Linked DNA regions of Homo sapiens: region 1 is linked to region 2. A link is an interaction called in ENCODE POLR2A ChIA-PET data of the cell type or tissue named here. Cell type or tissue: HepG2. All regions are shown on one strand. Links, peaks and the distances in the headings refer to the core of each region. The heading gives the core; the rest is flanking DNA.

Region 1 (2,919 bases), core at 331-2,830, 170 kb after region 2:
TGGAGTGAGGTGGCGTGATCTTGGCTCACTGCAAGCTCCGCCTCCCGGGTTCATGCCATTCTCCTGCCTCAGCCTCCTGAGTAGCTGGGACTACAGGCGCCCGCCACCATGCCTGGCTAATTTTTTGTATTTTCAGTAGAGACGGTGTTTCACCGTGTTAGCCAGGATGGTCTCGATCTCCTGACCTCGTGACCCGCCCGCCTCGGCCTCCCAAAGTGCTGGGATTACAGGCGTGAGCCACTGTGCCCGGCCTGAGGCTCAGTCTTGATACCTGCCATACCAACCATCCTTCTCTTCCCCCACCTTCACAGGAGGTAGTTTATGTAATGGGAAGTCTATCTTTTGAAGAGTAATAAGGTTAAAACTCAGTTCCATCACTGATTTGCTGTGTCCTTGGGTGAATCACTTTGCTTTTCTAACCCTGGGCAAGTCACTTAATTTTTTTCTTAATAAAAATAAAATACAGAAAAAGATACACAAATGTTTAACTTGTCTTACTTTTCATGCAAGTTTTTATTTGGAAAGCATGGGTTGATTACATGATTACATTTCATTCTCCTCTTAAAAGACTGTTTCTATGTTTCTTTTGTTTTTTTTTTTTGAGACAGAGTCTTGCTGTGTCACCCAGGCTGGAGTGCAGTGGCACAATCTCGGTTCACTGCAACCTCCGCCTCCTGGGTTCAAGCAATTCTGCCTCAGCCTCCCAACTACCTGGGATTACAGGTGCCTGTCACACACCCGGCTCATTTTTTGTATTTTTAGTAGAGACGGGGTTTCACCATATTGGCCAGGCTGGTCTCGAACTCCTGACCTCAGGTGATCTGCCCGCCTCAGCCTCCCAAAGTGCTGGGATTACAGGCATGAGCCACCACGCCCAGCCTCTGTTTCTTTTTTTTTTTTTTTTTTTTTTTTTTGAGATGAAGTATTGCTCTGCCAGGCTAGAGTGCAGTGGCGCCATCTCAGCTCACTGCAACCTCCACCTTCCAAGTTCAAGGGATTCTCCTGCCTCAGCCTCCAGAGTAGCTGGGACTACAGGCACACACCACCATGCCTGGCTAATTTTTGTATTTTTAGTAGAGATGGGGTTTCACCATGTTAGCCAGGATGGTCTCAATCTCTTGACCTCGTGATCCACCCGCCCTGGCCTCCCAAAGTTCTGGGATTACAGGCATGAGCCACCGTGCCCAGCCTGTTTCTCTTTTTTAAATGCGTATGACTCTGTACTAGTTAAAAAAAAAAAAAAAAAAAAAAAGCAAATTTTTAAAAAGCATCTGCTTGAATCTTTGCTGCCTCCTACAAAATGTATTTTCTCTATCACTCCCAATGGATCATGATGTATAGCTAATTATTTTATTTCTTTACCACTCACTTTTAAGTCAGTATGGTTTTTGTCCTAACTAGTTCACCAAAGTGGTTCTCAATAGTGACCTTTGAGCCTTTTTTATTCTGCACACTTTTTTGTTTGTTTGTTTTTCCTTTTTGTGGAGAACAGGGTCTCATTGTCTTGCCCAGGCTGGTCTCCGACTCCCGGGCTCAAGCTATCCTCCTGCTCCTGCCTCCCCTAAGTACTGGGATTGCAGATGTGAGCTACCGCACCTGGCCCTCATATGTTTTGATGTTGCATTTGACAATGCAGTCTTCGTTGTGGAATCCTTTTGTCCCTTATCTTTCTGATAATCATGGATTTATATTCTACCCTTTTCTTCTTTGACCATGTCATCTCACTTTACTTCCCTAAGGTCTCAGCTTCCCCTCTCTGTTTTATCCTGCTGCTGCTTCTCCACATTCTCTGACCCCCTAACCCCCACCCCTTGGAGTTCTGATCTGTTCCCATAGCTTCAACTCTTCTGTGTGTTGAGGACTCCCAGATTCTTCATTTTAGCCCTGACCATTGTCCCCTAAGTAGTTGCCTTTAGAATATTCCCACTTGACTCGCCCGTTGTCCTCTCTTTATTTTTATTTATTTTTTTTTTTTTGAGACGGAGTCTCGCTCTGTCGCCCAGGCTGGAGTGCAGTGGCGGGATCTCGGCTCACTGCAAGCTCCGCCTCCCGGGTTCACGCCATTCTCCTGCCTCAGCCTCCCAAGTAGCTGGGACTACAGGCGCCCGCCACTACGCCCGGCTAATTTTTTGTATTTTTAGTAGAGACGGGGTTTCACCGTTTTAGCCGGGATGGTCTCTATCTCCTGACCTCGTGATCCGCCCGCCTTGGCCTCCCAAAGTGCTGGGATTACAGGCGTGAGCCACCGCGCCCGGCCTGTCCTCTCTTTAAACTAAAGCCATTACTTTTGCCCCGCACTCAGCTTTTGTTTTCCAATTTTCTGTTAGTGTTGCCTCATTTCTCACAGCCACGTGGTTTAGAACCTTGAGTTCCTCTCTGCCACTTTCCTATCCCCTCCTCTCTTCATCTCTCCTCTGTGGTCCAGTCGGTCAGCAAGCCCTTTCTAGGCTCCTGTTCAAACATTTCAGTAGCTTTCTCTCAGCAGGATAATATCGATTGCAGTCTATTCCAAATCAGTTTTCAAGATGTATCTCCCACCATTCCTCCGTAAGATGTCTCTATGCAACATCAATATTCTATGCAATTCTCTCAAACACACCTTGCGTTTGTTTTCCTTCCTTTTGCCGTTGCTGATATCATTTCCCTTTCTTGGAGTGCTCTGCTGTGTTTTATTTTCAGCTTTTTAATTATGAAATATTAATACTTAAAGATAAATAGATAAAATACAAATGTACAGCTTAATGACTTACTGTAAAGCAACCGCCCACGTCAAGATACAGAACACTGCCAGGATCCAGAAGCTTCTCCCTACCACCGTACTCTTAACACTGTATGTCTCTTTCCCTTCTTTGCCTGTTTTAAGCTTAATACAAATGGAATCCTATAGTATTTATTCTTTGCTTTCGCACTTCTTTCGCC
Region 2 (2,919 bases), core at 263-2,762:
CTCCTCATTTAGACTTTACACACACTATTCAGACTAGACTTAAGATTTCCTGATTCTATGACTTTCTTCCCTAGACTGATCTAGAGGCAGGGTTGTGTGTTCTGTTTAGTTGATCCTGCATTTCAGCACCTTCCATAATGTGTCCACAACTGTTCTGGCCAGAAGCAGCTCTGCAGATGGATAAGGCACAGTCAGTCCCTAGCCTTGAAGATTTCACTGTCTAGTGGAAGAAGCAGGTATTTAAACTATTCCTTTATTGTTTGGTGAATGCTGGTGAGGCCTCTTTTGTTTTCCATATTTCATTGTTGTGATATTGGAACTGAATCTTAAAGGATGAGTCATTTTTACCAAATGGAGGAGGAGGAGGACTCACAGAAAGGCAAGAAAGAATGTGGCATGTTTGGTGTGGTCAGAACAGCCCAGAATTGCAAAGGACTTTAAAAGTTGTGATGTTTAAGCTGGGCTTTCTGTAATCCCAGCACTTTGGGAGGCGAAGGTGGTCAGATCACTTGAGGTCAGGAGTTTGAGACCAGCCTGGCCAACAGGATGAAACCTGTCTCTACTAGAAATACAAAAATTAGCTGGGCATGGTGGCAGGTGCCTGTAATCCCAGCTGCTCAGGAGACTGAGGCAGGAGAATCGCTTGAAACCAGGAGGCGCGGAGGTTGCAGTGAGCTGAGATTGCATCACTGCACTCTAGCCTGGGCGATAGAGCAAAACTCCGTATCAAACAAAAACAAAGTCGTAGTGTTTAAGCAGTTGGCCTGCTGCATGAATCTCATTTCTCCCATATGACGGCTAGTTGTTGGTCTGGCTTTTGGTCACCCAGTTTTGACAGAAGTTACTTTCATACCCCTCTAGTCCTAATTTTGCTTCTTTTTTTTGTTTTATTTTTTGAGACAGCGTCTCGCTCTGTTGCCCAGGCTGGAGTGCAATGGTTCAATCTCGGCTCACTGCAACCTCCACCTCCCAGACTCGAAAGATTCTCCTGCCTCAGCCTCCCGATTAGCTGGGATTGCAGCCAAGCACCATCATGCCTGGCTAATTTTTGTATTTTTAATAGAGACAGGGTTTCACCCTGTTGGCCAGGCTGGTCTTGAATTCCTGGCCTCAAGTGATCAGCTCGTTTTGGCCTCCCAGAGTGCTGGGATTACAGGCATGAGCCACTGCACCCGGCACCAAGATCCGATATTTCTGAATTTACTGGTGAAATACTACAGTTGTTTACTGAACAGCTACTCCGTGCTAGGCTTGTGAGAGGTAATGGGGTTAAAGCTGTAAAACAAGGCAGGTCGGATCCCCGCCCTCATGGAACAGTCTCATTGTGGTCAGACGCTGAACAAGTAGTTCCTTGTTGATGAGTGCTAGAAGCAAGCACAGGTGTTAGAGATAATTATAAACAGGAATTTGACCTTGTGTGTGAGACAAGGGTGAAAGAGGCAAGAGAAAACTTTTCTGAGGAAATATTTAAACTGAGGAAGAGTAGAAAGCAAACAGAAGAAAGTATGCAGCCATTTCAGGAAAAACAAAACCTTTCATCAACGATGTATAGAGGACGTACTATGTTTGCCATTCCTTGTGCTTGATTTATCTCTCCAGTGTGTTAGTTATATACCAGCCAGACAAATATAGCTCATACTTTTTGGGTCTGAGCATATGAAATGTGAAGTGTGCTCTGAGAGGTATTTATTCCAACCTGAATAGCATACTTATTAATGGAAAAATTGCTTTCATTTGTTTGTGTAGGTAAAATTCTTCAGCATTTGTGAAAAATTTACATGATATTACACTGTCTGATATTGTTGTTAATATTTTACATACTTTGCTTTCTTTTGGAAAAGAATTAGCAGTGTTAAATAGAATATGACAGGTATTAAATGAATTGTAATTTTCCTGTGAATTTTTATTCCAACGGACATTGCCATGATAACTCATAATTACTTGTGCTGTTGTATATTGAGCTCCTACTGTGTGGCAAGGCCTATGGTAAGCATTTTATTTTGGTAACTTGTTTAATCCTCATTACAATTCTGTGGTAAATGCTATTATCTGTTTTTATATTGAAGGGATGAAATGGAGGCTCAGAGGGATATGTAGTAGCTAAATGTTAGAGCTAGGATTGAAACCCAAATTGACTTCTGAGTATAGATTTCCCCCCAACTGTATGATACTTCATATTTGGAGTCAGCTTGAAGTAATTCACAAATTGTAATTTTTTTTCCTATTGTTTTCTCTTTAGGTTTCTGTCAGGATGAATTGGCAGAGCTTGACCCAGGCACTAGTAAGTTCTCAATGTTACCCAATATTCTTTGGTAAGAAAAGGATGTGTGTGTACACTTTTAAGTGAATAACTTAAGGTGTCATTGATAAGCCTTACTTTATTGACTCTCAGATTTTATTTCACTTTAATTTGTAATTATAGGAAGGGCACTCTGTCTTTTCTAGTTATGCTTTCTTCTGATATTATTCAGTGGCCAGGATCTATCTGTTTAATAGAAAGTTGGTTTGCTGAAAATTTCTGTTTAACACCAGTCTCCTTGCTTTGTTCTCCATCCTTCCATGAAACCAACAAAAATAAAAATTGTACTTTGAAGCCAGGCGTGGTGGCTGACGCCTGTAATCCCAGCACTTTGGGAGGCTGAGGCGGGTGGATCACCTGAAGTCAGAAGTTCAAGACCAGCTTGGCCAACATAGTGAAACCCTGTCTCTACCAAAAATACAAAAATCAGCCGGGCGTGGTGGCGGGTGCCTGTAGTCCCAGCTACTCGGGAGGCTGAGGCTGAAGAATCGCTTGAACCCGGGAAGTAGAGGTTGCAGTGAGCCAAGAACATGCCATTGCACTCCAGCCTGGGTGACAAGAGCAAAACTCCACCTCAAAAAAAAAAAAAAAATTCGTACTTGCATTTATGCACATGGACA

What was found. ChIA-PET counts read pairs that join two places held together with the same protein. Peaks named below come from ENCODE experiments on the same cell type or tissue, not always from the same donor. Only the 100,000 strongest peaks of a DNase experiment are listed, where the experiment ranks them.
Region 1: POLR2A ChIA-PET joins it to region 2 with 11 read pairs; 3 of 35 experiments call an interaction of 5 or more read pairs at or near these places.

The regions. Positions count from the first base shown.
Region 1 is chr9:124,566,165-124,569,083 of GRCh38, reverse strand. The region is part of intron 2 of NR6A1 (nuclear receptor subfamily 6 group A member 1); the gene reads left to right. Among named protein-coding and RNA genes, the nearest start is that of NR5A1, 60 kb to the right of the region's middle. In HepG2, for the core only: no CTCF peak of the experiment used is centred there; a DNase peak (open chromatin) is centred at 1,483.
Region 2 is chr9:124,732,670-124,735,588 of GRCh38, reverse strand. It overlaps NR6A1 (nuclear receptor subfamily 6 group A member 1), which reads left to right. Exons shown (of 10, transcript NM_033334.4): 2 at 2,240-2,281. Among named protein-coding and RNA genes, the nearest start is that of NR6A1, 37 kb to the left of the region's middle. RefSeq lists an enhancer at 340-871. In HepG2, for the core only: no CTCF peak of the experiment used is centred there; DNase peaks (open chromatin) are centred at 348 and 1,388; H3K4me3 peaks cover 1,065 bases.